Regions from separate parts of the Homo sapiens genome. Here regions 2 and 3 are each linked to region 1. Evidence: chromatin loops called from intact Hi-C (ENCODE). Cell type or tissue: ovary. All regions are shown on one strand. Each heading gives the region's core, and the rest is flanking DNA. Links, peaks and the distances in the headings are about the cores only. Region 1 holds the start of CHRNA3 (cholinergic receptor nicotinic alpha 3 subunit). Region 2 has its middle 24 kb from the start of MIR184. Region 3 has its middle 61 kb from the start of ADAMTS7.

Region 1 (10,435 bases), core at 1-8,000:
TGCACATTGTGCACATGTACCCTAAAACTTAAAGTATAATAATAATAAAATTTAAAAAAAAACTGTAAAGCAGTGGCAAACAAACAAAAAAAAAACCAAAAAAAACCACAAAAAAATTAGCCAGGCGTGGTGGCGGGCGCCTGTAGTCCCAGCTACTTGGGAGGCTGAGGTAGGAGAATGGCGTGAACCAGGGAGGCGGAGCTTGCAGTGAGCCCAGATCATGCCACTGCACTCCAGCCTGGGCGACAGAGTGAGACTCCATCTCGGGGTGGGGGGAAAAAAAAGAAGAGAAATCCTTAACAGAGGGTGAATCCTGAGCAATTGAAGTTCTAACTAGGAGAAGAGAGAGAACATGAGTTGGATGATTTTCTCTAAATGTTATTTTCAGCTTCAGATTTCAAAGAAATTCCTTATGATATTTGCTCCTCTCCACAGCCAATTTGCAACATTTTGCTACGCCTCTCATTATTGCTAAAATCATAAATCCTACAGTACTCCAGCTGTTCACTCAAGATTGCCAGCAAGGAAATGGCTATAAAACGCAAAACATGAAGATTAAACTTTTTGCTCATTTTCTTAATTGTAGCTTAGCAAAAATTCTCTACACCCTGCCCAGTTCCCTTAAGAGCATTTGAACCATGTGATTCCTACGACAATTCAGTGCAAGAAGAAAAAAATCTGCAAGCCTGTTGAGTTTATATTGTGTCCCAGTTCTTTGATGACCAGTTTACAAATACAAATTACATACAAGAAACATTTATAAGTGCTGTGTTTCCTTGGGAAAACAGTAAATAAAACATGGACTGTCTTTAGAGTGAGTAAAGACCCACTTTTGTTTTTGCCAGAGACCAGAAAGTGGGATTCAGTATAAAACATAGCTTCTCTAGTCCTGACACTAACTGTAAAATCAATACTACTAATAAGAAAACATTATTTTGTACTAATATGGCATAAAAACCTAGAAGTATTCTTAGCATTAAAATCAGAATAGACTAATTCTACATCAACTGTTTTGCTGAAAATGTTTAAATGTAAATGTAAAAGGTTTAAATATTCAAACATTTTAACTCTAAAATGCAGGTACAAAAATGATATTCTTCAATACCCAGAGAACTAACTAGCATATTGCAAAATATCAACTAAAATTTATGTCAGTCCAATGAAAGAGCTTAAATGTGGGAAGTATCAGTTTTGTGTGGACTTAGAGAAAAGGGAGGGGTTTTGGAGGTGCTATGATGAGCAGGACCTGTCTGGCAGAGGAAGAACCTTTGCAAGAGAGAAAGAGGAGAGGCCTCCCAAAACTGGCGGGAAGATGCACATTCCGGATCCATAGGAGACTGGAAGTGGCCCACTGTGAAGGACTGGCTCGAGAGCAGCTTCTCTCGATGGCAGGAGCCAGGGAAGTCTTTTTAGTCCTGGACTCACCCTTCTCAACTACGACCTGGATGCAGCCACCCAGACGGGCTGGGAGCACGGGGCCCAGAATGCTCATCCTACTCTGTACATGGGAACCTTGCTTCACATACTTGGGGGGCTATCAATCCTTTCTCCAAGGCCCAGACCTTTTCCCAGTGGGAGGAGGCCTGCAGGGTACACCGTGTAGCAGGGTAACTGTCTGATGGCAGGTTTGCTGTTGGGAGAGTAGAGAAGAGGTTTGGGGACACAGGCAGAGACAGGCTGGGGTGCCCAGCTCAGCCCCCTGATCACAGCATCGGCCTCCTGCATCCACTGCCCACAGTGGCCCCAAAGCCACAGTGGATGGCTGAGACCACCCCAGACCTGGCTGTGCCACACATCCACTCTGGGCCTCAGTCCTCATCTGTGAAATGTCAGGGAAGGGCCAGATCAGGGATCCCCAAAGCAAGCTGGTCACACAGCCCCCAGGACAGCTTTGTGAAAACACCCATTCCTAGGCCTACCCAGACCCACTGACTCAGTGTTTCTGTGGGGCAGGACCTGGGGACAGGTATAGAGATTTTTTGGATAACGTAATACATATTAACTTTAGAAAAGACAGTGAGGAACAAAGAATAAAATATTTTGAATTCAGGCACCTGTATTTTTTTTTTTTTTTTTTTTTTGAGACGGAGTCTCACTGTCACCCAGGCTGGAGTACAGTGGTGTGATCTAGGTCACTGCAGCCTCTACCTACCAGGTTCAAGCGATTCTCCTGCCTCAGCCTCTGGAGTAGCTGGGATTACAGGCACACGCCACCATGCCTGGCTAATTTTTTGTATTTTTAGTAGAGATGGGGTTTTGGTATATTGGCCAGGCTGGTCTCGAACTCCTGGCCTCCAGTGATCCTCCTGCCTCGGCCTCCCAAAGTGCTGGGATTACAGGCATCAGCCACCATGCCTGGCCAAACACCTGTATTTTTAAAAAGCTCATTGGGGCTGGGCATGGTGGCTCATGCTGTAATCCCAGCACTTTGGGAGGCCAAGGCAGACAGATTGCTTGAGGTCAGGAGTTCAAAACCAGCCTGGCCAACATGGCAAAACCCCATCTCTACTGAAAAATACAAAATTAGCCAGGTGTGGCAGCACGTGCCTGTAATCCCAGCTACTTGGGAGGCTGAGGCAGGAGGATTTCTTGAACCCAGGAGGTGGAGGTTGCTGTGAGCCGAGATCCCACCACTGCACTCCAGCCTGGGTGACAGTAAGACTCAGTCTTCCCCCCCCCACCCCCCCAAAAAAAAAGCTCCTTGGTAACCATGCCAGTCAGCAGGCTGGGAACCCTGGGACTACACAGCTTAGGCCCACCCAGCTATGATCTTCTCCAACACCCTCATTCTCTTTCAAAGACAAGGTGAGGAGGGACCGTTTACTCCATTCCTGTCTGTTTGCACAGAGCTGCTAACAGATGCTACATTCCAGGTGCCCCGGGCATCTGAGCCTTCCCCCTCCACACACTGGGGTTGGTCCTTGGCCCATGGATCTTTCCAGCCTTATGTCCCACAGTCCAGCCAATGAGGTCACCTTGGCTGCCCATGACATACTCTCCTGCCTCCCCGGGCCCTCCTCTGCTCCATCTCCCTGTCCTGAGATCCTACACAATCTTCAGGATTCACTTCAAATGCCAATTCTTCCTTGAAACTTTCCCAATGCCATCTTCCACCCACCCATGCCTGCTTTGAAGCCACTCAGCACACTGCTGCTCTCTGTGGCTCTCCAACATCTCTGGTACCTGGTATGTAGTAGTTGCTGATTACATACCTATGGACTGAACAAATGAATGCAGCCTTCTTGGAAAAGGCCAAGGAAGGCCAGGTTTTAAGCACAGTGGGCCAAAAACCCAGAGCCCAGGCTGACAGCCCTGAGAGGGCGTGGGCCCCCCAGCACCTTACTTGTTATACAGCACAATGTCTGGCTTCCAGATCTTCTGTGCAGGGACACGCATGAACTCTGCCCCACCATAGTCAGAGGGGTTCCATTTCAGCTTGTAGTCATTCCAGATCTCGGGGAAGGAAGCAGGGAGGGAGAAGGAGACGGTAAAAGAATCAGCCTGGTTTTACTTCCCGTGGCACCACCCATCTTGGTGACTCCCCACCCCTGCTGCATGTGACCGAACCACATCCATGCCATGATCACATAGTCCAACTTCTCCTGTGGGTGTAGTGCAGGAGAGAGCACACGGCTGGCTCTGCGGGCCACCTCCTGGCACTAGGGAAGCCACTGCCCCCATAACCATGAGCAAGCCCAGCCCCTCATCAACCAAACAGGGCCTACTCGTGCTTTCTCTGGTCACTTCTAGTGCCAGGTGGAGACTCCTGGACTTCATGCATCATGTCCAGGTCCATGTGCCTGTTTACAGCCCCTGAATGGCTCTCCAGGGGTGTTTTCCAACATAGACACTCTTTCACCCCAAGGTTAAGCAAGACTGGACTCTGAAAGATTCCGGGGGAAGAATCCATGACCCCTGCAGGGCCCAGGAAGTGTCTGGGTCCAGAGGCTGGGAGGTCTGAGTCCTGAGCACCAGAGGAGAGAGGGGTGAGGCTGCGGCCACAGAGGGAACGTGTGCATCAAGTACTGGGTGGGGCACTGTGCCCATCTGGCTTTCCAACCTCCTGGGGATGAAGGCTGTGTGTGCTGAGTGCTCAGCTGGCCAGGCTGGCAGAAGGGTCACCCGCAGGCCAATGGGCCATTATGTCTCCTGGCAAGTCTGGACAAAGCCTCCCTGGGGAGGACATGTGGAAGGCAATTTCTTGGCCTCGATCTGAACAGGAAAATCTACTCCCACGCTACCAACAACAGCAGCATCTTATTCTGACTTAAGAATGAGTATAGGGGCTGTGCACAGTGGCTTCTGCCTGTAACCCCAGCACTTTGGGAGGCTGAGGTGTGTGGTTTGCTTGAGATCAGGCGTTCGAGACCAGCCTGGGCAACATGGCGAAACCCTGTCTCTATAACAAATCCAAAAATTAGCCAGACGTGGTGGTGCACAGCTGTGGTCCCAGCTACTTGGGAGGCTGAGGCAGGAGAACTGCTTGAACCCTGCTGGTGGAGATTGCAGTGAGCCGAGATCACGCCACAGCACTCCGGCCTGGGTGACAGAGCGAGATCCCGTCTGGAAAAAAAACTGAGTTTTTAGCAAGAGGGAGAGAAGGAGGTGTCTCAGGCACCACCCCAGGGTTTGGGGGCAGGGCTTCAATCTCAGGTTCGTACTCTTCTGTTGTGTGAACATGGAGAATGTCTTTCTCCAGGCTGCAACCTGTCCATCTGGGACTTGAGGGGTTGGGCCCTACAGTCCTTCCAGGGGGACTGTAGGGCAGTGCATGTGACCTCAAGCCTTAGAAGAGATATATCTGCCAGTCAGTGGACCCCAATCTGGGTTCCACAGAAGTAAATGAAGCCTGGTCTTTAGGCCTTTCTTGGTTCACCTAAAGCAAATAAAACAGTCACCACCAGGGGGCAGCAGTGCCTAGGGTCTGGTCACTTACTTGCTTGAGCCACAGGTTGGTCTCCATGATCTGGTTTACTTCATCCTAGAAAGAGGAATTAAAGTTGACAGGAGAATTACAAAACAAGACTAATTCTGGGAAAGGCTCCTCCAGAAGCCCCGGTCCCCATGGCCACGGCTCGTGGCTTCCAGCACTCACCACCTTCACCAGCTGAGACATGGACACCTCGAAATGGATGATGACTGGGTCAGACACGTTGGCTACAGGCCGGATGATCTCATTGTAATCTTCAAACAGCCGCTCAAATAGACGGTGCTCAGCCTCTGAGGCCCTGGCCACTGTGGGAAGCAGCCCTGTCAGTCCCTGGGGAAATCGTTACTTAACCTCCCCCACCCAGCCCAGCAGAAACATCACCCATCTACAGCATCCCCTCCACCTGTGGGGGGATTCTGTGGAACCCTAGACTTTCAGGCCAGTCTAACCCAGTGGGTTACAAAATGGGAAACTGAGGCCCAAGAGGGGCAGGATTCTACCTGGCCACACGCATTCAGTGAGAAGCACAGTGGTTGCAAGCCTGGGCTCTGGAGTTGGACAGATCTGGTGCAAATCCTGACAAATCACTTGTAAGCTGTGTGAGCTTAGGCAAGTGGCTTAACCTCTCTGAACCTGTGTCTTTACCAGTCAAAATAAGGATTATAAACGTATCCACCTCAAAGGGTTGTTGTGAAGGAAGTGCACAGCTTGGTGCTGCGGTAAGAGGTCAAGAACTATTCGCAATCTTTTCCTGGGTTGTTTCTGCCGGGTGGGGGTGTGGGGCAAATGCTGTCTGCCTGGGTACAGCCACTCACTGCTTCCACGATGGAAAGATGGCCAGTCCGCTCCCAGGGGCAGGGCCAACCACGGTCGCCCAGGCCCAGGTCTTCTACCTCCCAGCCTCCGGGAGAACACAGCCCAGGTCTGGGCCTCTCCTGCATTCCACCCTGTAGGGGTGGCCACCAGCCCTCTTAGAAGCCAAGGCACTGTGTGACTCCCGTGATCTCGTGTGACCCCCAGCTCTTGCTGATGCTGTCTTCATATCCTGATGAAAGACTCTGACCTCTGCAACCCTTGGGCACCCCTCTTTGTTCCTAAGCCACACCCCAGCACAAGTGAGGCATACCGGGTCAGCTGTCTTCTGATTCCCACGTACAGATCTGGGGGCAGCTTGGGGAAGCGGGAGGAGAATCCTCTAGGAAGTTGAATCCAACTTCCTCAGGTCTTGAAATAGGATTTTTCCTGCTCCCCACTCTCCTTCCCCAGGATGAAAGAAGGGTCCCAGGCAGGAGGTCGGTTGAGAGCGTATGGCGTTCTGAGTAGTGCAGGCCTCGGCACCGAGGGCGGAAAGCGCTCTGAGCTCACAGCCGCACGACAGACCGCCGGCCTGGGCCCTCCAGGAATTCCCTGCAGCCTTGCCCGGTCCCCGACTCTCGCTACCCACCAGCCCTCCCAGGCACCCAAGAGCCTCCCAGCGGCGGGCCAGGGCCGGCTTCCCCCAGCAGGCTCCTCTGGAGAGCGGGAGGAAGACAGGAGGCGCTCTCCCGGTGGAGGGTCCCTCAGCGACGCAGCCAGGAGCGCTAGGAGGCTACAACCGGAGGAGAGGCTGGCGCTCCAGCTCCAGCCCCAGTCCCGAAGCGACTCCCCTCTTCCCGAGGTGGCCTTGGCCAAGTCTTCAGCCATCTCCGTCAAATGAGGAGGTGGGCGGGATGCAGACGGTGGAGCGGGAGGCTTGGGCGCGCCAGTTTGGGAGCCAGTGCGCGGGGCAGGGCGACGGGCAGCGCGGGGACGCGAATCCCCAACTCCTGCGCCCAAGACGAAGGACCCGGTCTCGACCTCCCCATCACCCGGCGCGTACCAGCGCCCGCTCAGTGACTCCCAGGTTTGGTGGTGGCTAGGGGTGGGAGGTGAGCCGAAAGGGAAAAAGCCACCCCACCCAAGTCGCCGCCGGGCTGGAGCCAGTCTGCGCGGGTTCCGAGTCCCCGGCGACGGCGCCAGCCCTCTCCGCTCGCCCGCGCGGTGTTCTCGCCGGCAGCCCCTCCGGACCCCGCGCCCCTTCTCGGGCGCCCGTCCCTCCGGAGCCCTAACGCCTGTGCGCGTACCTGGCAGCAGAGACAGCAGCAGCAGCAGCAGCAGCCGCGGCGGCGACAGCGCCAGGGGCAGCGAGAGCGGGCCAGAGCCCATGGCTGGTGGCCGGGCTGGCCGCGGACCCGGACGGTCGGGAGCGGGCGCGGCGGTCGCAGAGACGGCCTCTCCCCGCGCGGCTCCAGCGCAGACCCCAGACCTGGAGCCGTGCGGGCGGAGACGCGCGGGGCTCCTCTCCGCTTCGCCGCCGCTGGGTTTCCAGCGCCCTCGGACCCGCGGGAGGACAGGAACCATCCGGAGTGAAGCTGCGCCAGGCGCGGGCGGGCGGGCGGGCGTGCGCGGGGCGGGGCGTACGTGCGGTAGGGGAAGGGGCTCCAGGTCCCAGTCCCCAGCGCCGGGCGAGCTCCTTCTCCGCCGGGCTGGGTGCTCCGGCCGGCGGCGTCCGACCAGATCTGAGCAGGTGCTGTCACCACCACCAGGAAGGAGAGGGACTCAGTTTCTGTCCCAGGTTTCCGGGGCGTGTGCAGCTCCCGCAGGGGGTTGGGACCACCGGGCTAGGCGGGCGCCGTAGGAGAGACGCTAACACACCCTGGGAAGGACGCCTTGTGTATCTCATGCTATTAAATAATTGTTAAATATTTTAGCCGGGAGCAGTGGCTCACGCCTGTAATCCCAGCCAGCACTTTGGGAGGCCAAGGCGGGCGGATCACGAGGTCAGAGACCATCCTGGCTAACATGGTGAAACCTCGTCTCTACTAAAAATACTCTACAAATTAGCCCGGCGTGGTGGCAGGCACCTGTAGTCCCAGCTACTCGGGAGGCTGAGGCAGGAGAATGGCGTGAACCCGGGAGGCAGAGCCTGCAGTGAGCCGAGATTGCGCCACTGCACTCCAGCCTGGGTGACAGAGTGAGACTTCATCTCAAAACAAAACAAAACAAAACAAAAAAACTTAGATATAGTACTGGTATTTTTTTTTTAAGTCCTTATAGCTTAGGGGTGGGTGGAAGTTAGTTGAAACAATATTGGCTATGAGTTGATAATTGTCGAGGCAGGATGATGGTACCTGGAGGTTTGTTATACTGTTCTCTTAACTTTGGAATACGTTTGGATTGTTCCTTAATGAAAAATTTTTTGGGGTGATCAGACCCAACCCCAGGCCATGGGGGTGACAAAGTCAGGCGGAGTCAAAAGAATGAGAAAAGACAAGAGAGAAAGCGGGACCAGGCGGCCAACGTATGGAGGCTACGAAGGCCCCCAGCTGTGGGAGCCCACGCTATTTATTGGTGATCAAAGAAACAGGTGGTGAGGATGTGGGGGTTGAAAGGAAGCGGTGTATCAAGCAAATGAACTACAGCTGTGACGGTAGTTCACCTCCCATCCCAAAGTGCTGGGATTACAGGCGTGAGCCACTGTGTGCAGCCTCATCTGCTCTTCTGATGGAGCAATCTGAGAGGGCAATGGGGTTCCCACCCTAGTCCCCTGCAGAACCTGTCCCCTTCCCCGCCACCATCTGCAACCCCAAGAATGTGCACTGATTGGCCAGGCAGGGTGCCCTGGAGCCTCCTGCCCTCTCTGACCACCCACCAGGGATGGGGGGCACCTTGATGTTGGCTTCTTTGACATCCTTTTATTGCAGGAGGAAGTTCTGTCATAAACTCTCCTCCTGGCATTCAGCAAATGGAGAGTCACCTTTATCATTTCCAGAATGTGCTGTTTACCCATATTAAAACCAAACAAAAGGAGACAGTTTGTGGAATGGAAAATGTAAGAATTGGGACCCACCTCTCAGGCCTCCAATTACAGCATTCTCAACTCTTGGCAAATGTCCCCCATTGGGACAATACTGTAAGTTATATATCCAACAAAGGACTTGTATCCAGAATGTATAAGGAACTCTCAAAACTCAACACTAAGTGTAGATGCATATGAGGGGTCTTACTGGGGTGATGCAGATGTTCTAAAACTGGATTCTGGTGGTAAGCTTACGACAACTCTTTGAATTGTACTTCAAATGGGTGGATTTTATGGTATGTAAATTATACCTCAATAAAGTTGTTTTCTAAAGAAAGTCTCAATGGTAAGAAAACGAACAATTTTTTAAATGAGCAAAAGAGTTAAACAGACTCTTCACCAAAGAGGTATACAGAAGACAAAAAAAAAAAAAAAAGCACGTGGAAGATGTTCAAATCACTAGCCATCAGGGACACGCAAATTAAAACCAGGGTGGAATCCAGTTGCTGAACAACTGGATCTCTCATACTTTGGTGGGATTGCAAAATGGTATAGCCACTCCAGAAAACAGTTTGACAGTTTCTTTCTCTTTCTTTTGTTCTTTTTTTTTTTTGACAGAGTCTCGCTCTGTCACCCAGGCTGGAGTGCAGTGGCACGATCTCGGCTCACTGCAACCTCTGCCTCCCAGGTTCAAGCAATTCTCCTGCCTCAACCTCCCGAGTAGCTGGGATTACAGGTACACACTACCACACCTGGCTAATTTTTGTATTTTTAGTAGAGACAGGGTTTTACCATATTGGCCAAGCTGGTCTTGAACTCCTGACCTTAGGTGATCTGCCGCCTTGGCCTCCCAAAGTGTTGGGGTTACAGGTGTGAGCCACCATGCCCGGCCTCAACAGTTTCATATAAAGTTAAATATACACTTACCATATAACCTAGCAATCACCCTCCTGAGTGTTTAAATAAATGAAAACTTTTATTCATACACAATCCTATATGTGAATCTTTATATTAGCTCTATTCATAATTGCCAAAAACTGGAAACAGCCTAAATGTGCGTCAACATCATACCACTGAACACTCCTCAGCAATACGAAAAAAACCCAACTTGATTGAATCTCGAAGGCACTATGCTGAATTAAAGAAGCCAGTCTCCAAAGGTCACTACTGTATGATTCCATTTAAATGGCATTCTTGAAAAGACCCGACTGTAGTGAAGGAGAAAAGATATGTGGTTGCCAGGGGCTAGGAGTGCAGGGAGTCAGGACTCTAAAGGAATAGCAGGACGGAGTTGTTTTGCGTGACAGATCTTTCCTGGGTCCTGATTGTGATGGTGGTTATACCAATCTATACATGTGTTAAAATTCCTAGAACTATATATTTAAAAGTCAATTTTATTGTATAATAATTTTTAAAACAGAATTTTTTAGAACATCCTCCTCCATTCCACAAATATTTTGAGTGCCTACTACATGCCAGGCACTGTGCAAAAGGCAGTATGTGCGAGGAGTGAATCAGAGCATCCGTGTGGGAGACAGACCTGAACCCAGCCATGAGAGAGAAGTGGAAAGTGACCAGCACCGCAGTCATGGAGGAGCAGGTCATGCCTTTCAGATGGGGGAACTAGGGATGGCTGCTCAGAGGAGGGGCATCTGGACTTGAAGGAGGGGTAGGAGCCATTCATTCAT
Region 2 (10,435 bases), core at 1,065-9,064, 570 kb after region 1:
CACACACTTCTGGGTCAAGCAATTCTCCTGCCTCAGCCTCCCAAGTAGCTGGGATTATAGGCATGTGCCACCATGCCCAGCTAATTTTGTATTTTTAATAGAGACAAGGTTGCGCCATCTTGGTCAGGCTGGTGTTGAACTCCTGACCTCAGGTGATCCTTCCACCTCAGCCTCCCAAAGACATTAATTTTTAAAATTTAAAAAAAAGTGCTAAAGTAAGATACTGTATTTTGACTACAGTTGGCTATGCCCACTGGCTCTTTCTACTCCATCGTCCCCTTCGTCACACCTGCTGTCATGTCTGTGGCACTGGAGGAGTCAGTAACATTCATACTGTGGTACAATGGCTGGCCTAGCCCTTCAGGGCCCTGGCACCAGCGGTCTGGCAAGGAGCAGGGTGTGGAGAGAGTATTCCTGGAAGCCCCTCCTACACTCGAAAAGGCTCACAATAACTTAACTCTAAATCGAATTGATGGTGAACCTCACTAACACAAGCTAAATGTTCCCCCAACTCAAGTTCTCCTTGGCTAGAACCCAAAATGCACAGGTCAAGCCTTGCCACGTGGGCTCATGGTATTTTAAGGAGCCTAAACACATTTTCTTTTTTTAAAGATAGAAGAGAAATTCAAGTACAAGATACAAAAACTTCATTTAAAAAAGGTGAATAAGCTCAAACATGTCATTATAACTACAGTTTGGGAAGACATGTTGGAATGTTTCTGTAAAACAAGAGAGAAATCACAGACTCCTGGTTAGGACATACTTGATGGAAACCTTTTTTTGGATATCTTTAGTTTATTAAAGAACTGAGAGAATATTCAAATACAAATTAATGAAATTTGAAACAAAAGCTATAAAGATAAGCAACAAAATTATTCTGTCATCAAGGAGTGAATTACACACATATTGTATATAATTTATTAAGAGGAGATGAACTTTAAATATAAGTAATGGGTTGGTTCTTGGATGGTTTGCTTATCCAATTAATGAAGAGGAGAAAATCATATGAATATATTTATAAAAGATTTATATTTCTTGCTGATTTGGAATGAATCAACATTGACAAAGATAACATGAAACCTACAATATGCTGCTACCACAAGTACATTGGTGACCAGGTGTTTAGTGAGTGCCATCAATTTAAAGAGAAATTATTGCAAAAGAAACCTGAAATGCCTTGAAATCTTGCAGTTTTTATATAAAAGATCCTTGATCCTTGATTTGAGGTTTTCCCAAATTGATAACAATCCTAAAAATTGTTTCTACAAATAATAAATTGTGAAATTATCAATAAATATTTTTTACTGATCTACCTGTGAAATGAAAGACTTATTTTAATGTTGTATTTACAAGAAAAGGTGGCATTACAAATTATTATCATATCAGAGGCTATCAAAGATTAAACAAACAAAAATACATATTGTAGAAAAGCATTTTAGAGGCAATTCAGGAATATTAATAAAAACGTTATTTTTCTGACTTTCTTGAGCTTGGTAATATTTTCAGTTTTAAAAATTGTAATTTGGGCCGGGCACAGTGGCTTACGCCTGTAATCCCAGCACTTTGGGAGGCCGAGGCAGGCGGATCACTTGAAGTCAGGAGTTCGAAGCCAGCTTGGCCAACATGGTGAAACCATGTGTCTACTAAAAATACAGAAAAATTACCTGGGCATGGTGGTCAGCACCTGTAATCCCAGCTCCTCAGAGGCTGGGGCAGGAGAATTGCTTGAACCCGAGAGGCGGAGGCTGCAGTGAGCCAAGATCACACCATTGCATTCCAGCCTGGGCGACAGAGTGAGACTCTGTCTCAAAAAAAAAAAAAAAGTAATTTGTTCTGATTTCTTTTCTCATTCTAAATTAATATTAGATTTTGTACTCGATTTTGGTTTTGTATCCTTTTGTTTAGAGAGGCTTCTACTTCCTCTTGCCAGCGCACGTGCACACACGCACACGTGCACACCACTGAGTAAGCTTCAGTTTCCAAAGAAACTGGAACTGCCCAAGCTCACCCTTTCTGATTCTAGGCCACTGTCACTTCCTTGGGTCTTCCCTGACTCCCTGGTAGAGGATAGTGTCCTCAGCTCTGGGCTCCCACACGACAACGAGGCAACTCTCTCATTGCTCGCTCACGTGGTATTGTGTGTATTCGTTTCTGCCTTCCCCAAGGGCAAGAACTTTACCTGGTGAATCTCTTTAGCTGTACCCAGCTTGGGGGCTGGCCTTGAACACACACATTTAAGAATGTGGGAGTCTTGGGGGAGAGAGCCCCATGGGTAAATGATGACAATCCTTGGTGCCCATGGCATCCGCACTGTGCACACTGCCTCCCTTCAGCCTCCGCCCCTCTGACTTCCGGGAATCTTCATGTAATTTTTCTTTGCTTTTCTTTTTCCCTCCCTCCCTCCCTCGCTCCCTCCATTCCTTCCTTCCTTCCTTCCTCCCTTCCTCCCTCCCTCCTTCCCTCCCTCCCTTCCTCTTTCTGTCTTTTCTTCCTTCCTTCCTTTCTTTCTCTTTCTTTCTTTCTTTCTTCCTTCCTTCCTTTCTTTCTCTTTCTTTCTTTCTTTCTTCCTTCCTTCCTTTCTTTCTCTTTCTTTCTTTCTTTCTTTCTTTCTTTCTTTCTTTCTTTTCCTCCCTCCCTCCCCTTCCTTCCTTTCTCTTTCTTTCTTCCCTTTCTTTCTCTCTTTCTTTTCTTTCTTTCTTTCTTTTTCTCCCTCCCTCCCTTCCTCCCTCTTCCTTTCTTTCCTTCCTTCCTTCCTTTCTCTCTCTCTCTTTCTTTCTTTTCTTTCTTTCCTTCCTTCTTTTTCAGAGACAAGGTCTTGCTCTGTTGTCCAGGCTGGAGTGCAGTAGCATGATTATAGCTCACTGCTACCTCAAATTCCTGGGCTCAGGTGATCCACCCACTTCAGCTTCCCGAGTGGCTGAGACTACAGGTGTAGGCCACCATGCCAGGATATTCTTCAAAAATTTTTTTGTAGAGATGGGGTCTCACTATGTTGCCCAGGCTGGTCTCAAGCTCCTGGGCTCAAGCAATCCTCCCACCTCATCTCCCAAAGTACTGGGATTGAAGGTGTAAGCCGCAATTCCCAGACTTTGTGTAATTTTTTTCTTCTCTCCTTGCTCTCTGGAAAAGATCAGATACTCACTCGCTCTGGGATTCAAATGTCTAATTTTAGATTAAAATATGTGGCTTCCCAGAGGTTTTAGTTTTACCATGGGAAAAGTCTTCAGCCCCAAATATTGACACTCTTAGTGGTGAGCTTGCAGACATGGTGAATTGGGGAGGGGTTTGGGTCCCAGGCAGCCTCCTGCCTAATCCAGGTGTCAGGCTTCCTGGGGTCTGTGGAAGGTTGACTGGTGTCAAGGAGATCAGGCTGGGGATGTCCAGGGAGTCTATAGTGGGAAAGAGGGAGGGAGGAGCTGAGTATGAATGAAGGGATGGAGATGTGTACCCAAGAGACAGAGGCAGTGAGTGGACCACAAGGAGAGGCCTGGGTCAGGGGTGCTCTGGGGGTACCCATAGTTTTCCTGCTTATTTCTAGATTCCCCTGGAGAGACTGGAAGACCAAGATAATCTTATCTGTGAGAAAATCTGGTTCATTTTTCTCTCTTAAACAGATCATTTGAGCCTCAGTTTTCTCATCTGTAAAATGGGGAGGTAATCCTTACACACAGTGACAAAGTTGGGAGAGGCAGATTAAATAACAGATGTGACTGCACTGAACATACACAGGGCTAATCCCTGGTGCAACGTAGGTGCTCCATTATTGTGCATGGCTGACGCTGTGAAGGAGCCCGCATCTGAAGTCAGATGTGCTTGAATCCCAGCTGGGCTTGAATCCCAGCTCTGCCCTCCTGGCTGGGGGTCTCTCCAGCCTCTCTCCTCTTATCAGCACCATGTGCCTTTGCCAGTTTGGAAACACTTGAGTGTTTGAAGCCACAAAGATACCTAGAGTAGAGTTGTGTGGAATTCCTGATCAGGGATTTTCAAAGTATTTTAGGCACATAACCCTTTGTTTGAATGAAATTATACATTGAAGCTTAGTGTGTCAAACAGGTAAAATGGGGCTGGGCTCGTGGCAGCACAGAGTGAGGGGCTCAGAGGCTCTGCTCACTCGGAGGCCTGAAGACAGCCTCTGTGTCTTCCCCAAGAAACCTCCCCAAGCAACTTCCGCTACACCCAAAGTTCCATTGTTGGAAACTGATTCTAGTCTAAATGCCTTACTTGTGGTTGGACAAGGGAAACAGGATCATGGACAAGGAAGATAATTGTCCAGGATAACTCAAGAAGTCCTTTGCTTTCTCTTGGACTCAGTTTCCCCATCTGTAATCAGGAGACGAACTGAGATCTCCCCTATTTTCAAGTGCTTTCTGGCTGTAACTCCAGTCTAATGCATGATGCAAGCGCCACCTGGTGGTGAGAAAGGGCCCTGGCAGCTGGAGAGAAACCCTGCTATTATTTCTCCAGGTTTAGGCAAATGTGAGCTTTTACGCAAATGATCCCACCTTCGGCCAGAGTGCTGCCTGTCAGGATTATAGGGCTTTCAGGCTCCTTCTCCTATTCCTCATGCTCTCACACTGAAAGGAGCATCAAGAAGCCCAAGAGAGGTATCAGAGGCAGCTTGAAAATATTCCCCTGGCTCTGCCACTAACTCCTGTGTGATCTTGGCCATCCAAGTCCTTTCCCCTCTCTGGGCCTCAGCTCCTACATCTGCAACCTGAGGGGGTTAGGTGAATCCAGGGTTCTTAACTTGAGATCTATGGATCCATGGCTGGGAATTCTGTGAAACACTTGAAATTTTAAGAATTTTGTGTGTGTGTGTGTTTGTACAAGGTATAATTATGCAGTTCTGGAGGGGAAGAGTGGAGCTTTAATTGCCTTCTTAGAGAGGGCTGTTCCTCTGAAAGCGTTCTCTGGTCTAGATGAGCTCTGAGGGCAACCAGGGCCCAGGAATTCTAGGAGCTTCCCCTTTGGAATGCTTGTTCACTCAGACAACCCGGAGGATTTACATTTGGCAGATGCATCCAGCTCGACAGTGGCGTGGAGACGTGCTAAGAGGGCCGGAGGAAAATGAAAAGCAAAAGCTCTCCAGGTACATGCATTCGACGGCCAAGGAGATGCTCCTCAGTCCCCAGCAGCCCTGAGTCAGGTAGGGACCAGAAGCTGGTAGCTGAGCCCTGGAACTCTGCAAACCTCCACCAGCTGAGGGCGCTGTCTGGGCCGGCCTTCCTTGCTTGCTTGCTTGCTTGCTTGCTTGCTTGCTTGCTTGCTTCCTTCCTTCCTTCCTTCCTTCCTTCTTCCTTCCTTCCTTCCTTCCTTCCTCTCTCTCTCCTTCTCTCTCTCTTTCTTTCTCTCTCTCCCTCTTTCTCTCCTTCTTTCTCTCCTTCCCTCCCTACCTGTTTCTCTCTTTCTTCTTTCTTTCTTTCGACAGGGCCTTGCTCTGTCGCCTAGGCTGGAGTATAGGGGCATGACCATGGCTCACTGCAGCCTCCACCTCCCAGGCTCAAATGATCCTCCCACTTCAGCCTCCCAAGTAGCTGGGACTACAGGCGTGTACCATCATGCCCAGCTAATTTTTTAATTTTTTTTTTTTTGTAGAGACAGCGGTCTCCCTATGTTGCCCAGGCTGGCCTCGAACTCCTGGGCTTCAGTGATCCCCCTGCCTTGGCCTTCCGAAACACTGGAATTACAAGTGTGAGCCACTGAGCCCAGTCTGCCTGGGCTTTCTTGCCTGGATAGGCTCACCGTGGTCCCTGGGGAACTTCAAAGACAGGAAGAACAACTGGCAGAACTGGGAGGACGCTAGTCCCCATGATGCGGCCTCTTCTAGGCCACAGAGATGGTCTTGTTGTCCCACCCTCACTCTTAAAGCCCCATTTGCTTTCGGAACCACTGCTTTCTGCAAAGCATCAAGCAGTAGGTGAAGGAGGAGGAGAAAGGCATTAGCCCTTGGGTCTCTAATCTGTGCCAGGTACTGTGCTAAGTATTTTACCATAACGAGTTCATCTGATCCTCACAATAACCCTGGGAAGTTGGATTACTCCCATTAGATATTTGCAGACTTTGAGGCTCAGAGACATTTACTGACTTGCCCCAAATCATAAAACCTGTAGATGGCTGGGCTGGGTTTTAATCATGTCTTGCAGCATGTGCAGGATTTGGAGAGGTTTCCCAAAAGTGGCTCTCAGGGCTTCAGGAGGCCTTCACACCTCAGACCTGGGCTGGAGGCACGGTAGCTCTCGGATGCTGATGCTGCTTCCAAGCAGGCAGATTTAGCGATTGCCCCAGCGATTGCCCCAGCGATTGCCCCAGCTGGCCTTCAGACTCGGTTTGGAGGTCTGAAGACAGCCTCTTTGTCTTCCCCCAAGAAACCTCCATTTGCCCCCCATCAGCTAAAATTGCCCATTTCTTCTTTATTTTTGCTATTTGGATTTCTCTTTTCCTGGGGTGGTGATGGTGACCCAGAATCTGACCCTGACACTCCCTGGACCACACCCTGCTCTGCTCTGTTGCTGGGCTTGGGAATCACCCATGCGGAAGTCCACACCTCCCCTCCAGGGCCTTCAGACTGACAGTTTTCAGGGACCCCTCCCTACACGGTACAACAGGATCACACCTGCCTGAGAGCTGGAGTTTGCACAAGCCTGGTGCCTGCCCTCCCTGTGCTCCGGGCCCACCGGCCATGGCAGCTGAGGGGAGACTGGCTGCCGCCACTCACCTGGCTTGACCTCCCTGCCAGCCTTCGCACTTGGGGCTTCCCTGGGCATTTGGGAAACCATCGAGCTTTTGGATGTCATGCTTCTTTTTGCACATGGGACCTGAGGGAGCCAGGGCCCTGGACATGCCCCGCATTTCTGTCTAGAAGAGAGTCTCCCAATCCCCTTACCACCACTTCAACAAGCATTGTGACTGGGTCTGATACTACCTGTCCCTGCCCTCCGCCTCCCCTCCCCTAGTCACTGCTGCCACCAAATCATCTTATGTCCATATTGGACTATGAAGACAGTCCATTACGATGAAGTTGATTCATTCACATGTTCCACATATATTCACTGAGCACCGACTGTATGCCAGTATGTCCTCTGCTCAGGATACATTCTTGTTCTGTTTATTTTTGTATTGTCATGCTTAGTGCAGGTCTGGACACACAGTGTGCATTCCCTGCATTTGCTGAGTAAATGAATGAATGGCTGAATATTGGACTTGTAGCCGACTGAACCCTTTTAATCATTGTTTCTAGATGCTGCTCTTAAATATCTGCCATCCTGAATATTGTTGTAGTCGCTTCATTGAAATGACAGGCAGGATTTTAACTTTGTCCCCAACAAATGTAACATGCTCGTACCAGGTGTCTTTCTGTCCCTCCAGACCCACTGTCACCTTTTTCCACCCCGCTTTCTGCCCCAGAAACTGACCTGTATGGCCAGGCTCACCCATTCTTGCGCTTCTTGTTGGGTTTGGCCAATGGGTGCTCCAGCTGGAATCAGAGAGAGGGTGGGGGTGTTTACTCCGCTCACTTCCTCCCAGGGTGGTCACCTGTGTCCTTCAACCAAAGGACACTGTTTCCCTTGGTGGCCTCCTTTCTATGCTTCTCTCTCCCTCTGGGTTTTAACAACTGCTTCCTCCCCTCGGCCCTTAGGCTTAGGAGTGGTAATGGCTTTGCAATTGCTACCCTGGGTTATAGCACTATCTTCAGATTCTTTAAATCTCAAGCACACCTTTGTAAATAGTCCCTTTAGAAAGCAATCCATCCTCACATTATCCCAATTTGAGTGTATTTTCTGTTATCACTGAGACCCTGACTGATATTACAGTCACCCAGTGACCAGCCTCAGCTAACAACACTGCTGACAGTTGTTGAACACTAACTCTGTTCCAGGCACTTTACAGATACTATCCTTTTTATTCTTTTCTTTATATTTTTACATTTTTTTGAGACAGAGTCTCACTCTGTTGCTCAGGCTGGAGTGCAGTGGTTGGATCTCAGCTCACTGCAACCTCCGTCTCCTGGGTTCAAGTGATTCTCCTGCCTCAGCCTTCCCAGTAGCTGTGCCACCACACCCAGCTAATTTTTTTGTATTTTTAGTAGAGACAGGGTTTCATCATGTTGGCCAGGCTGGTCTTGAACTCCTGACCTTAAATGATCTGCCCGCTTCAGCCTCCCAAAGTGTTGCGATTATAGGTGTGAACCACCATGCCCAGCCCTCTTTCTTATTTTTTTAAGAGATGTGGTCTTGCTCTGTCACTCATGCTGGAGTGCAGTGGCATGAACACGGCTCACTGCATCCTTGATCCTCCTCCCTCAGGCTCCTGAGTAGCTGGGACTATAAGGGTGTGCCATCATGCCTAGCTAATTACATTTTTATTTTATTTTTATTTTTACTAGAGACATGGTCTCACTATGTTTCCTAGGCTGGCATCAAACTCCTGGACTCCCGCGACTCTGCCACCTTGGCCCCCTAAAGTATTGGGATTACAGGTGTGAGCCACCTTACCTGGCCTATACAATCCCTTTAAATTCTCTTGTTGGTTTAATGAGGGAGAGGCTCAGTTGAGTGTTGGAACTAATACTCACAGCCTAAGTAATTTGCGAAACATAACTAGCTAGTAAGTGCTGGAGCTGGGATCCGATCCTGGGCAGATTCAGCTCAGAGTCTGTGTGCTTAATGACAAAGTGATGCTGCCGTACAGAGGAGTCTGTCGTCGACTTGTTCAGTATTGTACTCAACTTCATGACAGCTGCAAATTAGATAAGCTTCATCCAAGGCACAGCTACCGTCTAGTTAGTGGCTCTGACCTCCTTCTAGATGTCAGTTGTCTTTTATCAATAGCCTTTGGCTAGAGTTGTTGAACTGGTTTCCGATCTACCTGGATGTATAACTATCCATTGCTCCAATGTCTTCACAGGGTTACCATGCTATGTACCTCCCTGAAATCTGGATGAAAAGTATCTTCAACAAATTCCAAACTAATCTATTAAACTTATAAATAAAGGAAAGGGATTGAGTCTATAATGACCTTTTTTCAGTTAAGTCCTTTTCTTTCTTGGAATTTTCCCTTGGCTTCCAATTCACTTCCTTCAGTCAAAACCTTTGATGAATGACCCTTCCGTCGTCACAGTTTTAGAATCATGGGCTCCACTTGCTTTCTTCTAACCAATGCTACCTTGGGTGAAGTCTGCTGAGGTCAGATGCAGGTCAAGAGAGAAACTAGAAAGAGTTTCACAGTTTTATGACACTGATAGTCCTTTGGTGAGAACATGGCACACCAAGCTGGGCCACTGGAACACAAGGGTTGGCCATAAGGCAGACTGGCCCGCTATGTTTGGAGGTGGTGCCCCTGCAAAATCCCATCCATTGTGGCTGGTTTGGGGGCTATCTAAAGTCTCTGGATGTTTTCGGGTACTGCAGGGTTTACATGGGAGCAGCTAGTAGCCATCCTGTAGATGTTAAAGATCAATTTTCAGACAGTAAAAGTATGGTTCATACGGCACTCTACCTCAGAAGTCTACCAAGCCAGAGCCTGAATTTCTTGGTCTTGCTTCGAGCTGGTATCTGGCCTCAAACTTTCCCACATGGATGATCAGGGAGATGAATGATCATCATTTGGGATGAGGGAGTCAAACAAATCCATGCAGATGTTGTCTTAGAGGCCTCTCATGCCTTTGTTCCTTATAGTTAAGGCACCCCACCCCTCACTGTAAGGGTTTAAGCTACTTCTCTGTTGAGACAGCTAGAGCACAGCCATGGCCTCCTACTAGTTCTTGGCAACACACACGTTTGTGAGCCAGGAGAGAAGATGGAACCTGATTCCTAACCCAATCTCTGGGTCACACGGGCAAGTACTAACATTTACCAAACCCACCAGAGTTCCCCTTGAAGGCAGCGAGAGGGGCGCCTACGTGGTCGACTTACAGAGCTGGTGTTTTCACTTCAGGAGTGTGGGGAAATCACTGTTTAAAAACACGGGGAGGGTTTAGTCCCACGCTTTATGCGAATCCTGTGTTCTGAAGGGAGAGACAGCTTTGAAGCTGCTGCTGAGAGTGCCTTGTGATTATACAAGCAGCAGTTGGCTAAATCAATGCTTTTCATGTTAATTAGCTCTTCATTAGAGCAGGGGGCTGCCCCAGAGGAGTCAGGAGCCGAGGGGCCTGCTAGCCAACCCCGTCACCCCGGTAACTCCATCCTAATTGGAAGGCAGATGTTGCGGCTTCCAAGGCAGATGGAGAAGGTGAAACTGTGCCTTCTTTCATTCTCCCTCCACTGTTCCTGGGGAGGGGGCTTGAGGAGGTGGAAGAGAGGGAAGGGCTGTTAGCAACACCTGACCCTGGCATCGTCGTGCTCTAGGCCTGTGGAGGGTGAGCTTCCTTGGCACAACTCCCCGTAGCTTCGAAGACCAAGACCAGAGAACATGCTGTCTGGGAAGGCTTCTGACTCCA
Region 3 (10,435 bases), core at 1,444-9,443, 130 kb after region 1:
GCCTGGCCAGTCTTGGAAGCTGTGCCAAAGGTGGCTTCATGTAAGGGTGCATCTGAGCACTTTTTTTTTTTTTTTTTGAGATGGGGTCTTGCTCTGTCATCCAGGCTGGAATGCAGTGGCACGATCATAGCTTACTGCTGCCTCAAACTCCTGGGCTCAAGTGATTCTCCCACCTCAGCCTCCCAAAGCGCTCAAATTATAGGCCTGAGCTACAGAGCTGGGTTTTAAATCTTAATATCTCCTCCTGGTCTGCTTCCCTGGCTGACACACATGCTGGCATCCTGCGCCTAGACAAACATGTTTCTGGACTTGGTTCCATTTGTTCTGACGGGCTTCTCTCTCTCAATGACCGCACGTTACATTATTTGGCTATTCTTACACATTTCCGTATAGAACTGAGGGTTAGTGTATTAATGTCAAAGTTCTACTGGTTTTTCGAGGCTGGGTGGAATGTTTGGGTTAATTTAGTTGTGGGCATCTTGACAATATAGGCTTTTCCTCCAGGAATGGTGATTCTGGGACGCAGGTTTTGCACATTCTGGTTTATTGCTTGGCTCGCTGCCACAGAGGGATGGCACTGCTCCACACACCATGCCCTAGAGATGTCCCACCTTATCTGTCTAAATCAAGCTGGATGTTCTCAGCTGACAGGATATCATATCAGTGCTGTGGGGACTCACTCCCCTCAACCCGAGACGAAGTGAGGTGGAGACTATGGAGCAGATCCGTGCCGACTGCATTTGCCCTTCCTGACCCGCACTGCTGCTGGGTGGGGCTGTGTCTGAGCTGATAGAGGGCATTGATTTGGGCATGGGGAGGGGTCAGTACTGGAGAGATGCCCCTCACCTCCCTTAGCTCCTCCTGTCCACTCAACACTTGGTCACCAAGGTCCCCGACTTCCAGGCCTCAGTCACCACTAACGAGGTGCTGCATGGGAACAAAGCGTAGGCCCACAACCTGGAGTTCAGGTCACTCCTCCTTCCAGTTGAAGCCTCTATCCCTCCCAGGTGATTCCAGCCTCATTTCTCCATGGGCCAAATATCCTAAACAAAGGCCTGGACAGGGGGTCTTTATCCGAGTGCCCAAAAAGCACATGCAGAAAGGCTCTGCATGCCCCCTGTGGCCTGCCAGAGGTAAGAGCCTGCCCGTCAAAATGCACAATCCTGGTTCTTGCAGGGAGGTGAGGAGGGGAGGAAGAAAAGGTCCATCTCATTCTTTCATCAGGAACCTAAACTTGGGAAAGCCAGATATAGTACATTTCTTAATGATCCTGATACTTTTATAACTGGTTACAGCTGGGTCACATGCACAACTGTTTTCTAACATCTTTCAACTGGCCACATAACACCATGTAATTTATTTTTTTATTTTTATTTTTTAAGGCCAGGGGGAGTGGCTCATGCCTGTAATTTCAACATTTTGAGAGGCTGAGGCAGGAAGACTGCTTGAGGCCAGGAGTTCGAGACCAGCCTGGGCAACACAGCAAGACCCTGTATGCAATGGAAAACAACCCTATTTCAAAAAAAATATTTTTTGAGTACAGTGGCTTGATTACAGCTCACCGTAGCCTCCAACTCCTGGGCTCGAGTGATACTCCCACCTCAGCAGCTGGGACTCTCAGAGCACACCCCCACATCTGGCTGATTTTTTAATTTTTGGTAGAGATGTGGTCTCACTATGTTGCCCAAGCTGGTCTTGAACTTCTGGCCTCAAGAGATCCTGCCAATGTGACCTCACAATGCACTGGGGTTGCAGGCATGAGCCACCATGCAGCCCCTGCAAAATCTAACTGTCCTTCAGGTGCTCCTTTTGGACCTCCTAGCTAGACTGCCATTGGCAAATGCCAGTTTATTATCCACCCACATGTATGTTAATGGATTTCCCATGTTTTATTTGTCTAGACCAGGCTTTCTCCACAGCAGCACTGTTGATGTTTAGGGCTGGACAGTTCTCTGTTCTGGAGCTGTTTGCGCCTCGCAGGATGTTTAGCAGCATCCCCAGCCTCCGCCTGCCACATGCCAGCAGCACTCCTCAGTGTGACAGCCAAAGTGATTTCAGATACTGTCAAATATCCCCAGGGCGGCAAAATCACCTCCAGTTGAGAACTGCTGACCTAAAACCCTCTGGAACAATGTTAGATCATGGTAATGATAGCGCATACTGCTCCTGACCTTAATGGGAATACCTCTAGCATCAAAGTATACTAGTACCTGTATACTACTGTCTGGGCTGTTATTAGTACACTGTATTAGTCCATTCTCACTCCGCTATGAAGAAATACCCAAGACTGGGTAGTTTATAAAGAAAAGAGGTTTAAATTGACTCACAGTTCTGCATGGCTGGGGAGGCCTCAGGAAACTTACAATTATGGCAGAAGACTCCTCTTGCCAGGGCAGCAGGAGAGAGAAGGAGAGCCGAGCAAAGGGGAAAGCCTATAATAAAACCAACAGATCTCGTGAGAACTCACTCACTATCACGAGAACAGCACGGGAGAAACTGCCCCCATGATTCAATTATCTCCACCTGGGCCCACACCCTTGACACGTGGGGATTATTGCAATTCAAGATGAGATCTGGATGGGGACACAGAGCCAAACCATATCATATCCTTTATATTAGCATACTGTATCAAAGTATAATTTTCTTTTTTCTTTCCTTCAAGAGAGAGCCTCGCTCTGGCTCTGGCTGGAGTGCAGTGGCACGATGTCATCCCACGGTAACCTCTGCCTCCTGGGTTCAAGCAATTCTTGTGCCTCCACCTCTCAAGTAGCTGGAACTACAGGTGTGTGCAACCACACCCAACTAATTTTGATTTTTTTTTTTTTTTTGAGTACACATGGGGTTCGACATGTTGGCCAGGCTGGTGTCAAACGCCTGGCCTCAAGTAATCCCATCACTTCAGCCTCCCGAAGTGCTGGGCTTACAGGCATGGGCCACTGCACCCAGCCTGAAGTATAATTTTCACAATGTGAAAAGCTTGACTTTCATACAGATAATGAAGGAATACGTATAAGATATTTTCTTTAATTTACAAGGGAGTCAGCAACACGGTGAAGCTAGTTCAAGGAGCATTTTGAGAGACAGTGTCTGTAGTGCTCCAGGAAGGGCATTCCGAAATGCATTCTGAGATAGAGACAAAACTTGTTAATATCCTATAGGGAGGCTGGGCATGGTGGCTCACACCTGTAATCCCAGCACTTTGGGAGGCCAAGGTGGGTGGATCACCTGAGGTCAGGAGTTCAAGACCAGCCTGGCCAACATGGTGAAACCCCGTCTCTACTAAAAATACAAAAATTAGCCAGGCGCGGTGCTGGGTGCTTGTAGTCCCAGCTACTTGGGAGGCTGAGGCAGAAGAATCACTTGAACCTGGGAGGTGGAGGCTGCAGTGAGCCGAGATCATCCCACTGCACTCCAGCCTGGGTGACAGAGCAAGATTCTGACTTAAAAAGAAAATCATATCGGGAAATAAAAACGTCACCTTTGGGAGTTATCTTTTCTACTGGACAGAAATCTGTAAGCTAACATATATACATATTCTCCAGTATATTCATAACATATTCTGTAGTATATTTCCCTGCACTAGTGCTTTTCAAAGCATGGTCTCAAATTGGAAGCATCAGCGTCACCTGGGAACATAGACATGCAATGCTTAGGCCCCACCTCAGTCCTACTGAGTTAGAAACTCTGGTGTGAGGCCCAGCAGCCGGTTTCACAAGCCCTGCAGGGCATGATGATGCACTCTAATGTGTGAGGACCACGGCTCTAAATAATCAATCTTTAATAGTAAAACAAGTATCTATGAAACAATGCTCCAGTATGACATTAAAAGGGCACACCATCCACCTTTTAACTTTATTTCTCAATTTAGATATTTTGTCTGATGTTAAATTTGCTGTTTTGTTTCTCAAATACTCTTAAGACAGTTTTCATCTGTTCCTAATTTTCTCTTTTTAAATAAAAAATGGTTTTCCAAATCTGTCCATTTTACTCTTCTTTAACCTATTGATAGGATGAAGTAAAAGTTGAACCATTCTTACCTTTTTTTTTTTTTTGAGACGGAGTCTCACCCTGTTGCTCAAGCTGACTGAAATGCAGCGGTGCAATCTCGGCTGACTGCAGCCTCCATCTCCCAGGTTCAAGCGATTCTCATGCCTCAGCCTCCTGAGTAGCTGGGATTACAGGCACCCGCCACCACGCCCAATTCATTTTTTTTTTTTTTTTGTAGAGACAGGTTTTGCCATGTTGGCCAGGCTGGTCTCCAACTCCTGACCTCAAGTGATCTGCCTGCCTCAGCCTCCCAAAGTGCTAGGATTACAGGCATGATTACCCACATCTGCCAGCTTGGGCACGGAGCCTGTTTCAAGAGCCCCCAGGCTCAGCCATGGAGCCTGGGGGACTTTGGGACCGTGGGGGCTGGCCCTGGTACCTGCGTCCAGCTGGGATGCTCTGCACCTGCAGCCAGGAGTCATCCACGGGCCCCCGTGGGCGTGCTGACAGTGGTCGTGTTGATGTTCACCGATGTTGCTGGGTGCCTCCGTCAGCACGTGGCGCTTGCGCAGCATCTCGCCGCCCCACTGTGCCTTCTCTGCCAACTCCTCCATCAGCGTGTTCTGGTCCCCATGCGAGTACAGGTTGGACAGCAGCTCTGAGAAGATGAATTCCTTGGTCTGAGAGTGGGCAAAGAGGGAAGGAGGTTGGGACCTGATACCTGTGCCACCCTGGCCACCCCGCTGGGCCCTGCTAGGACTGTGTGCTGGACTTGGAGCCCCAAGTATGGCTTTTCAGATGCGGCTTCTACACTGCTTCAACTTGAAGATCTGCGTCCCCACTGCCTTTTCTCACTCAGATGGGGACACTGAAGTCCAGAGGAAAAGCCACCTGTCCAAGGTCACAGATCTGGAAGGGGACCCAGGACCTGTCATGCCACCAGGACACCTGTCTACTCAGTTTAAAAAAATTTTTTTTGGAGGTAGGATGTCGTTCTGTCACCAGGCTGGGGTACCGTGGATGAGATCACCACTCACTGCAGCCTCAACCTCCTGGGCTCAAAGTGATGCTCCAACATCAGCCTGTTGAGTAGCTAGGACTACAGGCACGTGCCACCACCAAGCCCAGCTATTTTTTAAATTTTTGTGTAGAGACCAGGTCTCACTATGTTGCCCAGGTTTGTCTCAAACTCCCGGGCTCAAGTGATCCTTGACTTGGAAGAGCCCTGTGTTTCTGGCCTGGGCAGCCAAGTATTCAGGAACCCTCCCTGGCCACACGGTCATTGCCTGTTCTGGGCCACCCTCATCCGTATATCCCCTGGACCGCAGCTGTTGGCTGCTCTGACCCTGAGAGCCGATTTGGACAATGGGAGCTGAGGTGCTGGCTGAGGCCATGCCAGGCTTCCTGGAGGTCATCGCTATTTTTAGTCTTTTACTGGGGAGTGTGTTTGTAATAGTTTCAGGCTTACTAATAGCACCAACAAGAGTGCCCTGATTTCTGCCAAATGAGGAGGGATATGGGAATCATATTTGCGGGGGAAATTTGATTCTGAGTCCTGGGGTGAGCCTGGGGGGTTTCTGTTCATCTCGTGTTGGGTCAGGATTGCCGAGAGTGACAGGGAGTGAGCTCACCCATGCCGACAGCTAGGGCAGTGTTGGGAGCGCCGCTGCCCTCAGTTCTGTACTGGGTCCCAGGCGCTGCCAGGAGGAGCCGAGGCGAGTGGGCGTGGCTCTGGCGAGTGCCCGCCCCTTCCCTGGCACCGCAGGCCGACCTGGCCCCTCCCACACTGCTGGGCCTTGCATGGTCCTGCAGCGCCTCCTTGTGAGCGGCTCGCGGTACGGTCTCCCCTGCAGCTTGCTTTAGAAAGCGGGGTCGCCACACCAACAGGTGCTTTAAAGAGTGCCAAGGCGGTGGCAGGCTCCCCGCTGTTATCAAGACTGCAGGGGCCCATAACCCGCCTCTGGGCTGGAGCCTCAGTGTTTTAATGAGCTTCCCAGACTAGTGGTTGCAAGGAGGCCAGTCCTGCAGCACAGCGATTGGCCTTCAGAAACACAGGGAGGGAGTTGTGTGGTCAGCTGCATTCAGGAGACGGGAGTTACACAGGATTGAACCACGTTCTGCAGCAGGACTTCTAGGAGCCTTTTAAGGCGCTGAGCATCGTCTCCCAAATTTAGCTGACCATGGGACACCTTCTCATCTCCCAGAGGAACCTTCCAGGCCTGAGGCAGAGGTGGGGTCTGGCTTCCCGGGTGCCAGCCTGGGCCGAGGGGTCTCTGTCAGCTCCTGACTGAGGAGCAAATGAAGAATTATACTTCGGGCTCGTGTTCTGCAGCACAGGAGTGTTGGGCGCCGTAGGTTTGGGGTTTGTGGGGGCTGTGGGCTGACAGCTGTTGGGGAGAAAGGACTGGTGGTGGGGACCCTGTGCCCCGTTCACACGGAGCCTCCTCCCACCTGCTGGGGCTGGCAGCCCGGTCTGCAGAGCCAGGCAGGAGGCGGAACCTGAGAAATCCACACGCGGGGACCCCTGTGCTTGGGCGTTCTCTGTTCTCTGGTGCTCCCATGTTCCAGAACACACACTGGTGAATTCGGAATTTAAATAAAGCTGGCCTTTCTGACCTTAAGCCTCTGGATGAGAGTTAAGCATGTCCAGGTAGTAGTGGGTGTTTTGAAACATAAAAGGTTGCACCCTCGTGTGTGCCTGTGTTAAAAGGAGCCCACGCAGCCGACAGCAGCAGGAGCAAATGGCCTGCTCTGATGGGGACAGGCAGGAAGTCCTTCGGGGCATTTCTGTTTCATCACAGCTTTTCCTGGGGCTGGTGAGTCTGTTGGGCCTTTGGTTGACAGGGAAGCGCATGAGCCCATGTTGGTGGATACAAAGCATCTGGGGCCTGGCAGAATCCAGAGAGGGGAAGATGGTGGCCCCAGTGTTGGAGGAACTGGCCTATTTTGTGATCCCCAGAGACCAGTGTGACTGACCCATTAGTGCTACAAATCCATAGCCAGGCCTCAGGACAGCTTTTGGTTTTGTTTTTATTAAGCCACTGACCAGTGGTTAGGAGCAAGTGGATCATAACCTTAACATTTTATTGAAAATTGGAGCCCTGACCTGGGGATGTGAAACCCACGAGCTGCACATTTCTCTGTAGACTGCATCTGGACACTTGTCACATTGCCGACTAGGTCTGACAGTCATCACCAGGACTGCCTGGGCCTGTGTTCATTCCCAGTCAATGAATCCTGGGACACAGACGTCCTGGACTCGTGCCCGGTGCCAGGCCTCGTGCCTGCCCAAGGATGCAGACATACCCACCATCACCATGCAAGTGCCAGGAGCTCTTCTCAGCGCTTATGTGTGGGAACACGAGTAATCCCACACCCTAGGAGGTGGCACTACTGTTACCCCAGTGTGCAGATGAGGAATCAGAGGCCACAAAAGGCAGTGACTTCAGTCACACAGCAAGCATGTGGCAGAGCTGGAGTGCAGGCCATCATTCTGAACCTGCCTCTTGCTGGGCCTTTGTTCCTTGTCACCTCTCTGCAGAAGGTGGGCCTCGTCCCCTGCATCAGGCCCCCAGCCTGGCCAGTGCTCTTCCCACCCTGCCCCAGGCCACCTGCTGTGCCTGTGAGGGCTGTGTGTGAGCACTCTCTGGAGCGCCGCTGATTCTCTTGTCTCTCCCCTGCGTCCTGCCAGGAAGCTGATCAGTATCTCCTTTGGGGACCTGAACCCTTTCCCCGTACGCCAGATCCGGAACCGACGTGCCTACCACTTGGAGAAAGTCCGGCTGGAGCTGACCGAGCTGGAGGCCATCCGTGAGGACTTCCTGCATGAGCGGGACACCAGCCCTGACAAGGGTGAGCTGGTCAGTGACGAGGAGGAGGATACCTGAGTGGGCTCCGGGACGCTGCTCTTCCTGCCTTCACAACCAAAGTGTGCCCAAAGGGTGAAAGTGCACTTAAAAGCCAGAATGTAACGTGTGTGGCCTCTGGGGATCTGCTGGGCAGATGTCCCAAGCCAGGCTGCCCTTCCTCATTTCCCACTGTGCGGGGGGCAGGGGTGGGAGGTCTAATCTGTTTACAGCCATTTCCGTGCCATACTTTTGGTTATACATATCTCAGTCACGCTTTCTGCCTGATTGGTGGATCCTCGGGCTTACCAGTGGCTATTTGCAAGAGCCTGTTTCCAGCCTCCGTCAGCCTGTCGGTGCTCTGACCCTCTGAAACCTTGCTTTGCTGGGCATCTCCCCATATTCTCTCTCCTGTACATAGTGGGCAGTGGTGTGTGGTTTTGAATGGCAGTGCTATGAAGGATGCCCACTATGCTTCAGGCACCTGTAGGCCAGAGGGTTGCTGCCTCAGGCATAAGGTCGGTATGAAAAGGGGCTGCCTTAGAAAAGCAGGCACATCCTTTGTTCAGAAATGGCCACTGTAGAAAGCCCGTGAACCTCCCACTGGTGGCTTTAAGCTGCCAGCCATGCCCCATTTCTAGAATAGCCTGTGCTCTTCCACACACAACTCTTCCAACAGTGGCTCCCAGCCTGCATGGGGAGGGCCTGGCTGCCCAGACACCCACCCTCACTTCTCATGGCCAGCCTGTGTTTGCAGATCACTGGGCTGCTCTGTCCCCAGCTTGCCCCATGCCTGACATGGCTCCATGAGATTCTGTGGAATGCCCTTCTTGACTCGTGGAAATCATTCACCAAGTACGATGGGATGGGATTCCAAGTAAACAGTGGACCGTCATATTGCAAAGCAGGCCCACGCCTGGGCTGGCCTTGGTTGAGGGGATGGAGGAATGTTTTCGGGGGTGCTTTGCAGGGCAGTGGTGCAGCCGCAGTGTGAACGGTCTTGGACAGCTGAAAACCATGGCCTCCTTGGGGATGGCCAGTGCTCCTGGTGTCTCCTCCACCTGCCTGGGTTGTGCAGGAGGCCAGCTGCCAGTGCCTGGGGCTGGGAAACTTTTTTGCTTGGGGCAGGCTTGGGCGAGCTCTCCCAGATGTGTGCCCACCCCACCACTGCCTGGAAGCATCCTTGTTCTCTGCCAGGATGCAGGGTCACTGTTGCCTCTGACACAGCAGTTTCTGGGAACTCAGAGGACTGCCTTTCTGAAGGCTGGGGAGAGGCTTTGAGCAAGGAGCTTGTTTTTGCTTAATCCCTCTAGACCATCCCTGATGCGTAGATGTGAGAGGATGTTTTCTGGCACAGTGTTATGAAAATACAGGAGAAACAGTCTCAGTGGAATGTTTCATATTACCCGAAAAAAACTGGAAACCATCCTCTGTTGATACGAACACACTGAGACTAAGAATTGAAGTAATGCAGTTTTAAGAAGTACTTTTTTCCTATTATTTTTTGCTGTCAACTTTCTAGCAATGCCACGGCAAAGTTGGTGTTTCAGCACATGCTAGAGTGAGCTCCGGCTTCGTGTCTTTAGCGGAGTTGGTTAATGTTTCACTGGGTAGACGGAGCTGGCCTCTATATTTAGCCAGAAGCCTTTGCCTCTTTTCAGGCATCAAAAATGGGTGTTGTCATTGTCTTTGAGAACAGCAATTTGAGGTCTGACTCCTTCAGTTGTCCTGTGAGCTGGGCGTTGCAGTCCGCTCGAATCAAGTGTTGGAAACCCCCCACCCCACCCCTCAGCCCATCGTGAAACGACAGCTGTCAGCCTGGGGGGTGGCTGCTGAGGAGGTGCAGCAGGAATGGGGCTGGGCCCGTGGGCCAGCACCAGCTGCCCTTAGGTTTTACTTTCCAAGCCAATGGCCCCTGGAACATGCCAGCACACACTGCCATGTCCTGGGGCTAAGAGCTGCCTTTAGGGACAGGCTCGTGTTGTCCAGTTTGCCCTGAGAGATGCACCTGACCAGGGGCCCGTCGTGGCTGCAACCCACGGTGGTATGTTAGTGTTTCCAGGCAGTTGTCAGCAGCTGCCGGGTAGTGTGTGTGTGCGACAGCAGGAGAGTTCCTGGAGGAAAGGGACTGGGGACACTTTCTCAGAGGTTCTCCTGCCTGGAATCAAGTGATGCGTGTCCAGAAGGCAAGAGAGGGCGGCTCCGCCTGGTTAAAGTTTGGGAACGGGACGGAGCCAACTCCTCCTTCCAGGACTGTGGGCCCCACTCTTTTGCGCTAACACTTCCCCTCCCTCGGGTCACTGAGGAAAGAGCTGCTCTGTCCCCTCCAGTGCCCTGAAGGTCCCTGGCCTCCACTGGCTGCCATGGCAGGGGGCCCTTCTGACAGGGGCTGCCCCAAGCTGCTGTTCCTCCTCTGAACCTTCACCCCAACACCCAGCCCGTGGCCCCTGCAAGGGGGACCCTGCCAGCTGGGAAACCCAAAGGCCTGTCCAAATGCGCGCACCAGGACCGAGGGGAGCTCCCTCCCCACATCTGCTGCGAATTGCCAGCTTTTAAATGGATGGGGTTTTTTATGGGTTGAACCTCTGTTAATACTTTTGTAC

The links. Hi-C counts contacts between places; a loop is a spot of excess contacts. Peaks named below come from ENCODE experiments on the same cell type or tissue, not always from the same donor. Only the 100,000 strongest peaks of a DNase experiment are listed, where the experiment ranks them.
Region 2: a loop joins it to region 1, with 6 times the contacts of the local background. A loop is called at or near these places in 13 of 110 quality-filtered maps.
Region 3: a loop joins it to region 1, with 15 times the contacts of the local background. A loop is called at or near these places in 44 of 110 quality-filtered maps.

What each region holds. Positions count from the first base shown.
Region 1 is chr15:78,613,681-78,624,115 of GRCh38, forward strand. CHRNA3 (cholinergic receptor nicotinic alpha 3 subunit) reads right to left here and starts at 7,316. Exons shown (of 6, transcript NM_000743.5): 1 at 7,033-7,316; 2 at 5,096-5,235; 3 at 4,937-4,981; 4 at 3,344-3,453. The coding sequence starts at 7,114. It overlaps CHRNB4 (cholinergic receptor nicotinic beta 4 subunit), which reads right to left. Exons shown (of 6, transcript NM_000750.5): 6 at 10,431-10,435. In ovary, for the core only: a CTCF peak has its summit at 4,915 (motif pointing right); a DNase peak (open chromatin) is centred at 4,911; H3K4me3 peaks cover 792 bases.
Region 2 is chr15:79,180,160-79,190,594 of GRCh38, forward strand. No RefSeq gene overlaps it. Among named protein-coding and RNA genes, the nearest start is that of MIR184, 24 kb to the right of the region's middle. In ovary, for the core only: a CTCF peak has its summit at 4,413 (motif pointing left); a DNase peak (open chromatin) is centred at 4,422.
Region 3 is chr15:78,745,435-78,755,869 of GRCh38, forward strand. It overlaps the pseudogene LOC646938. Among named protein-coding and RNA genes, the nearest start is that of ADAMTS7, 61 kb to the right of the region's middle. In ovary, for the core only: a CTCF peak has its summit at 5,782 (motif pointing left); a DNase peak (open chromatin) is centred at 5,767; H3K4me3 peaks cover 323 bases.